Linked DNA regions of Homo sapiens: region 1 is linked to region 2. The links are chromatin contacts, found by Hi-C or POLR2A ChIA-PET in ENCODE. All regions are on one chromosome and are shown on one strand. Each heading gives the region's core, a stretch centred on a gene start or an enhancer-like site at or near the end of the contact. The rest is flanking DNA. Distances are from core to core; before and after follow the strand shown.

Region 1 (4,052 bases), core at 64-2,563, 910 kb before region 2:
CAAGTCATTAGATTGAACAAGGGTTCAAACAGACCAAAACTATCTTGTTCCTCACATTCAAAAAGAGTGAACAAAGTCATAAGATGAGCCATCAGTGACTAGTGAGCTACAAAGCAGAATAGCTCTTAATGGTAGTTATTGACCACTTCCCAAAATTCCAGTCATTGTGCTAGGCTCTTATCCATGATGTGCCACTGTCTTCCGAGGACTGGTTAATGTGAAATTCTCAGGTGACTGCTAATAACTACATGAGGTTAATCTCCTGGAGAATGTGACACTGTGGAGTCCCTCAGAGGGGAAGAAGTATTTGTTCACTTATGAGAGAGGAGATGCGTGGGCATCAGTTGGCCAGAAATTATTTGCTGCTTTTTTAAATTAATTAATTAATTAATTTTTACCAAGGACATTTACTAATGAGTTAAGGTCCAAGAAGAATGCTGTTCCCATGAACTGAGCCATCATCCTCTCATTTCTTGTGATGTTCACTGTAGTCTTTTCCATAGGTGGTTCCCCAGTCAGTATTCCCACTTTGAGGAATGAACTGGGCTGGATGTCCAGCTGCCCCTGGAGGGAAGAGGTGGAGTTGGTGGGGAGATAGCTACCTGCTTCTGAACCAGCTTTGACACCTTGTTGTTCAGATGAGCAGCACAGCTTAGTGCCCCAGGGTCTTATTAAAACCTCAGACTTCTCAGGTAGTCACTTTCTGCGGTTATAGCTCAAACTAACTCCTTGCTTGGCCTGAATGTCACTGTCAGAGCGTCGGTGGGGAGAATACTCAGTGTATGTCTTTGAGAGAAGATGGCGCAACAGAATAATGCTGCTGTTGAGTCCTCTTAGCTCTTTGCACTTGTTTTCTTTAGAGAGTGTGTAGAATTTGGGGAAGTGGCGTGAATCACTTATGTAGGAAAGTTTTTGATGTTGGAGGAGAGATGTGTTTTGAAATGTTGGAAATATAATTTCTGCCTCAATAATGCCCTCCCTGCGTATTCAATAATATATCTCACACTTGAGATGAGCTATCTCGCAGCCTCTCCACTCCGCTATCCTGTCTAAGAAGCAAATTGAGGAGAGAGTTTCCATTTTTTTTAACTTTTCCTAACCAAGCTTCTACAAATATGTTGCATCAGTTTGACCTTGGAGAGCTACAGACAGAGGTCACATGGGGAAGTTTGTTAGCTATCAATGCAGTTTTGGCAGATTTGAAAAACAAGAAGAAAGAAAGCAGTGCAGAACTGAAAGAGTGAGAAAAGCATATTTCACTTCAGTGTGGTTTGACAAATGGAAAGCCCCTTTCTGCAGTCATGAGGTCTGGTTATAAAGAAGGATGACCGGTCATTCATCCTTTTACAAGACAGATTTCCTGTCTACTTGTGGTTTGAGTAATTTTCTTTTTTAGGAAGGTATGAAGGTGGAGCAGAACCTTGAGTTGAGGAAAACATACTTAGGCTCTGTTTGAAAAAAAACTTTTTCTGATTGATTTGCAAAACAGTCCTCTTGAGAGAGAGGCACTATGACTTGGAAGGGACATATCAGGAAATAGGGTGGTTATCTCCATGAGCTGTAGACAGCTTAGCCACAGCTCTCAGTGGGAATGAGTTTTGCTTGGTTTTAGCTGGTCATCTTCATTAGTTTGTGGATGAACAGGAGAATCTACTTGTTGGTCTAGCCAGAGTGGAGCAATAGGTGACTTCTATATGCTGAGAATAGACTTAACTTGTTAAAAACCATAGGGCCTTATTTAAGGGTCTTGACAATAATAAAGGAGCTATAATTTAAAAACAAAAGTATGAGATTTTTAGAACCCAGAAAAGGGCTTTTTAGAAATTTATTTCATACATTATTTTACAATAATGGATGCACTTGTCAAAATCCACTAGCGGAATGAGAAAAAGATGCATAATCTTTAAGGAAATAGGTAGACATGGTAATTCAGCATTTTGGAGGAGCAAACCTTTATTATTATGCATAGATACAGATATTACTTTAAGGTTACTTTAAGGGAGAACATTCTAGAATGTTTTTCTTTAAAATAATATGTTCACCAATTGCGTACGTGAAAATGCAGAGGAAAATTTAAGCATAATAAGCCTTAGTATTGCGTGATGTCTGAGTGGCCCATGTTTTTTCACACTTAAGTTCTCTTAGGCTTTGGTTTGATTTTTTGAGTGTGGTAGAAGTCAGTGATGGCAGCGTGTCTGTATAACAAGAAGAGAAGCTTTCTCTTCTGATGTTAGTGATACTACCCTAACAAACAGTATGGATTAATAGGATACATCTGCAGACTTTTGAAAATATTTGGCATATACTCACTCATTCTGAAACGCAGGAAGTAAAGAAATATTACGTTGCCTGTATCTCAAAGAACAAACAGAGCTAATTAAATAATTGGCAAATAGGGAACACATAGCCTGACACATGTTTGAGATTACACACGATTCTGTAGAAAATGACTGTAAGCAATACTAATGCCTTAAGAATGGGGTTCGAGCACTAACACATGGACATCACATTTTTCACGTTTTCCTGGTAAAAAGTTGCAAGACAGTGCAGTCTTTTCATACATGGTGTTGATGTCTTAGGAAGCTGCTTTTTCAGTTCAGAAGAGGGCTGCTGCCCTTCGTCTCAGTGTCATGTTATAATATGTCTTTCTGGTGGTCAGCAGTTGTCCTGAACTGACACTAGAACAACGCAGTGCATGTGGGGTGAGATACAAGCTCTAGAACTCTCGGAAGGGAACCTCTCTGTAACCACATTCCCTTTCTTCTTCTGTTCTCTGCATCTCAAAGGTGGAAGATGCCCACTGAGGTTTGCTGTTTGTTTGGCTTGGGGGAGTGACCAGGTGTTTCTTGTTTTGTTTTCTTTTGCCCTATAATACCCAATATCATTTTTTGAGAAATCCATAAGAAGGATAAAGCTTACTTGGATTACATTAATGAGAGATTTTTTTTTTTTCATGACACATTCATCCATGGATTTTCAAGAGAATTGTAGAACAAGGTATTTTACTCATTGCATACAGTCCACTACTTTTCTCAAGCCTTGCTGGCAAACTCTGGAGATCATATTAGACCTTTCTGAATTGAAAAGGTCATCTAATTAGCCCTCCAATTAGAGGAATATAATGTATGGGACACAGCATGGATTCACAGTAGTTCAGCTGGTGGCGCACCCAGTTAAGGAAAGAAGCTGTCAGGGGTCTTTGGGAGTTACCAGCATCAGCACCTTCTACTCAGTTCTTCAAACTTTTTCAATGTTATGCCACTGGGTATTCTCAGAAGCAGTGCAGTTCAGTGCCTCTGCATCTGAGCATACATACGGAGGAGGAAGTGTAGTAAGTTATTAGATACCAGCTATAGAGAATAGGAATGTCTGCAGGATATTAACCATACACATTTGGTTAGCCACATACTTCCTTCCTATTTGCAATAATATCCAGTAGCCCTTCCTGATGGAAAGAAGTAAGAGGACCTCCTACCATAGCACAGACCACTGAGACTGCTCAAGGGTGAGAATGCGTCGTCTCCCCATTGGGACATACCATCTGTATACATTCACAGGGTGTGACCCTTTGTGGTTTGAGGCTACACACACTCCCTTGCCCTCAGAGAGAACTGGTCATATAACTAACATAATGGTTATAATAACTATTATTGTTTTATTAGTCTTTAACTGGCCTGCATTCTAATACGTGGTCTTTTCCACGTTTTTAAACCTCAAACCAAACAGGGTTGAAGGAACAGACTACCAAGATTGATTTAATACACCATATGCTAAAGATTACCCTGGAATATCTATCTGGTTCATGAATTAATCTGGCTTAGAACTTTAACTTCGAATGACATGTTAGTATGTGGCTTGTCTAGTAGAAACATTATGTCCTTTTCTCTTTGAGGACTTGGTTTCACAGTAATTTTATTATTAGAGTAGTCACATAATGTTCACTTTATATTTTACAAGAATATTGAGCCTTGAAGTAGTCAGGCGATGAACAAGCACAGAGCATAAGAGTAATAAGAATTGTATCCAGCAATGTGAAGGCATCTTAGTTACCA
Region 2 (3,954 bases), core at 1,072-3,571:
CATCACAATACCTAATATTCCCCTATACATCATATTTTTCAAATCATAAGCCTACTACCATGTGCTGCAGATAATAGCGCTCAATAAATTTTTTAAAGCCATCAAATGAAGTATTCAAAACAAGAACAATGGAGAATATTCACTTTCAATGTTATAAATGCTAGTACATTTACAACATTTAACTGTAAATAAACTGCAGGTCTTATTCTGGAATGAGTTAGCAATATACACTTTTCCTAAAATAGTTAATCATTTCCTGACCTTCGTTTTTGGTACCACCCTCCCTATTTTCAATTCTTATGTTAAATGGATTCAGCTCACCTCTTTCAAAGGAAGCTTAAATAATGTGAAAATCAACTCAATGTGTTCTTCTGTTTTTCCATTATTAAAATTGAGAGAATCCCTGTCTACCTCAGTACAGTAACAGGATGTATATTTGAAAACCTAAGAAATCACAGAACGAACCGGCACTAATTCAGTCCATGATGACATTCTTTTTAAAATTAAATGAATGGATTTCCTATACTAAAAAAGTATTAATGTTGAGGACTTAACATATGCTATGATGTTATAATGTTTAATTTTTGGCTATAATTTTAGAAATATTTGTTATAACAACTTTTAATGTAATCTTAGTAACTATTAAATTTGGCTTTAAAACATCGAAAGTTTTCTAATTAAATAAGAGACAAAGTAAAACATCATCCTACCACAGCGTTAGAGCATGCAATGGCCATTACAAGAGATCTGACCGTGGTCAGTGCAAATGGCAGAACATAAGGTAACAGTTGTTTCGTCTCATTGATTTATCTGAATTCTGTAATACTGGTATATCTCTGACGAATGGCTAAACTAAGCCAGCTTTACCTTTTTCGTATCCCTTTTATTTAAAGAAGTTTAAACTCACTCAAGTAAATTTGTTTGGATAAGCCTGACCAAATGTTTTCTGTCTTTGAATGCCGAACAGGCTACTGATTTTATTTTACAAAACCTTGAAAGAGAAAGCTGTTGTATTGGTCTCCGTAAGTGGGTGATAACATTTACTAGTTATTTCAACTCACAGGACAGACAAAAAGAAAATGCACAATTTAAGTTTCATTATGAAAAGTTTTCCAACTTTTCCCCAAAAGAGTATACAAAAGTAGAATCGTTCAATAAACCCCTATGTACTCATCATCCTGCTTCCAACAATCGCTGAACAGACCCCAATTGTAGCTAAAGTGGGTAGGGACCCACCCACTTCTCCCCACTTCAGCCACAGGATTATTTTGAACCCCACATATCTCATGCAAATCCCATATATCTTACCATTTCCTCCGTACAGGCTTCAGTTCGAATCTCCAAAAGAAAATCCATCACGCGGAAGAACAGAATGTTAAACTTATTGACAACAAATTTTAACTAACTTTGATTCAAAAACAGAATGTTCAGTGTTAAATAGCCAATGGGAATATCGCACAGGAAATTAAGAACAACTCTTGGAAATAGCTCTGTGACTGCTAAGTTAGGAAAGGGAACGTTTGTTTACTCGGCAGCAGAAAACCAGGAACCCACCGACCGGCCAGCGAAGGTCGCCCGTCTCCAGCAGTGCGCATCGTTCCCCTACCCCGGGCGCCCTGAATTCCAATTTTTCCAGTCCCAATCAGGCGACACCCTCCCTTTGGTGTTCCACCGCCCGTCAGTCACAGACACAGACAAGTTCTTCAGTGAGATGCTTTTCACTCCGAAACCATTTATTCAGCAGCCAGGGCGAGCGCAGCAATGGACTGAAGGAGAAGTGTTCCGAAGCGACAGCCCCAGAGCGCAAGCCCCTTCCTGTCGCCGCCTCAGGTCCGCAGACGCCCGTGTGAGCCCCCTCCGCCGCGTCCCGCGACCCTCCCTCGCCCAGGGGGCACTCCCCCTACAGTGTTCTTCCTTCCACAGAGACTCCACAAGCGCCCTCCCTCAGGAGACGTCTCCTCCTCTTTCCTCGCCACTCTCCTTTCGCCTTTTCTCGGCTGTCACAGGATGGGACAACCCTCGAAAAGACACCCTCCTTTCCGTCCTAACTCACCCCTAAGGCCCCAAAATAAAAATAAAGGAAAACAAAAACAAAAACCGCACACTTCCACAGCTCTCCGCCGAAAGCTCAGGCCTGTTACCCAACGCGAGACACCACAAAGCATCCCCAACCCGGACACCGCCCCGCCTCAGGCTCGGCTCACTCGCAGCTTCCTCCGCAGTCACAGCAGAGCTCGACACCCGCGCTCGCTTTCAAACCGCCCCAACATGGCGCCGGCCTGCGGTGCGCATGCGCGGCAGTGGGGCGCCGGGCGCGAGCGGAGATGAGGGAGCGGCCGGAGAAGAGAGGATGCTGTTGAGCGTTAGGTCGCGACCCCTGCTGGAAGGTGCTGTTTCTCCCTCCTTTCTGGGGCTGGGAATGGGGGGATGTGGGCTGCATCCAAGTCGCTGCCCCCCACGCCCTTCCAACCTCCGTCACAGCTATTCTCGGCCAGTTTGCGCGGGGACTTGCTGATCTCCCTTCAGCCGGCCCCGGGGTCTGCGGGAGGGGACTGGGTGGGGAGGGAGACTTAAGGGCGCTGGCGGCTGTCGTTCCGGTCGCTGAGAGTCTGCCCCACAGCTCCAGTTTTTCCAAGTGAGTTCAGCCTCCCCGCTTCCAGAGCATCCCCCGCCAAAAATAAGATATCGTCTCAGCTAGTAGGCAGTCCCCCCTCACCACTTCTTTCACTCCCTCTTCAGTGCCTTTCCTCTCACACCCCGGAGCCTCTCACACACAAAGCAGATGGGAGATTGGAGACCCGAGTTTAGCCAGGGATGGGATTTAACAAACTCCTAGGAAGCCTTGATTCCCAGGGAAGAATGGCAGTGACCCCGCACGGATTGGGGACCCAGTCAGGCAGCTCAGAAAGAGGGTCATTGTACAAACAGATGTAAAGACTCACTAACATGTGTGAACCTGTCTGTAAGTCTGGAAGGAATCCAGTTTCAACCAATTGGTGTATCAAAAAAAGAGGCCATCCCAATGTTGGTTTATGTTTATTTTCCACTGACCCTATGAGTGAAGATATCCTTGACCATGAGTCCATCTGAATATGTTCCAGCTCATCCGACGTTCCACCACCATGTAATACAATTGTAGTCTTACTGTTTGCACTTTCTTCTTTTTACCCTTTGTAGCCTACTAAATTTTACCTTCCCTTTTCTCTTAGCAAATGAAAAAGTCCGGAAGCTATAACGTTCAGTTTAGTGGTTAAACACAGGTCTATTGTGGCAGTAATAGTTGGTGATTTGAAAATAAGACATACCCTGCTAGTGGTATGTCCCAATAATCTTCAAAGTCTCTAGATCAATTAATATCAAGTAGGTTTCCAATAGGAAATCAAGAACGGTGTTTTATATGCTAAGACGAGCCCTGGTCGGGGATTAACAATCCTTGTTAATTGTTAGTGACGTAAGCTTAAAAACTTAAATTTTTGTATCCACGTTCCACCTAAGTGTCTTTTTAAACTGAGTTCCTTTAAAATAGTTTCTTAAAGATTCTTTTTATAAACAGTATCTTTTAAAGTTTTTTGTACTATATTTTTCTTTCATCTTGGGGCATATATGTAGCAAATGTTTCCTAATGAAGACAAAGTATAGATAAAGGACACTGAGAAGATATAAAGAAAATTATCAAATATATTGACCTAATTCATGGATCAAAATAATTCTACTTCTGCCTTGTTTCCTCACAGGTTAAGAGATATGGAGATTTCCACAAGGATTTGGAGAGGAGCCCCAGTAGTTACTAAAATTCTGCATTAGATCTGTCAGGAAAGGTAAAGAAACCAGGACTCTGCTAGGAAAGAGGAGGTTATAATAATGGTTTACTAAAACTTTTCAAATATAGAGACTATCAACTACCTGTTGTGCCTTGCTGGAGAATTAAATAAGAGAAAATAGATTTATGATCCA

What was found. Hi-C counts contacts between places; a loop is a spot of excess contacts on that map. ChIA-PET counts read pairs that join two places held with the same protein, here RNA polymerase II (POLR2A). Pooled maps may share reads with other maps.
Region 1: a loop to region 2 is called in a map with no recorded cell type, with 8 times the contacts of the local background. The contact joins the enhancer-like site here to the promoter of STARD6 in region 2. A Hi-C loop is called at or near these places in 1 of 37 single-sample maps with no recorded cell type and 2 of 50 pooled maps. POLR2A ChIA-PET finds 5 or more read pairs at or near these places in 2 of 52 experiments (B cell and WTC11).

What each region holds. Positions count from the first base shown.
Region 1 is chr18:55,265,557-55,269,608 of GRCh38, reverse strand. The region is part of intron 11 of TCF4 (transcription factor 4); the gene reads left to right. Among named protein-coding and RNA genes, the nearest start is that of LINC01929, 140 kb to the right of the region's middle. RefSeq lists enhancers at 1-407, 1,019-1,068, 1,119-1,348, 2,738-2,847 and a silencer at 609-658. Within about 2 kb of position 1,313, at least 4 of the 41 ENCODE cell types and tissues checked have a DNase peak (open chromatin) inside an H3K27ac peak, as active enhancers do; they include B cell, where a contact is called at or near this core.
Region 2 is chr18:54,356,225-54,360,178 of GRCh38, reverse strand. STARD6 (StAR related lipid transfer domain containing 6) reads left to right here and starts at 2,321. Exons shown (of 8, transcript NM_139171.2): 1 at 2,321-2,387; 2 at 3,735-3,818. It overlaps C18orf54 (chromosome 18 open reading frame 54), which reads right to left and starts at 2,273. Exons shown (of 9, transcript NM_001288980.2): 1 at 2,104-2,273; 2 at 1,309-1,405. RefSeq lists enhancers at 1,687-1,756, 1,258-1,769.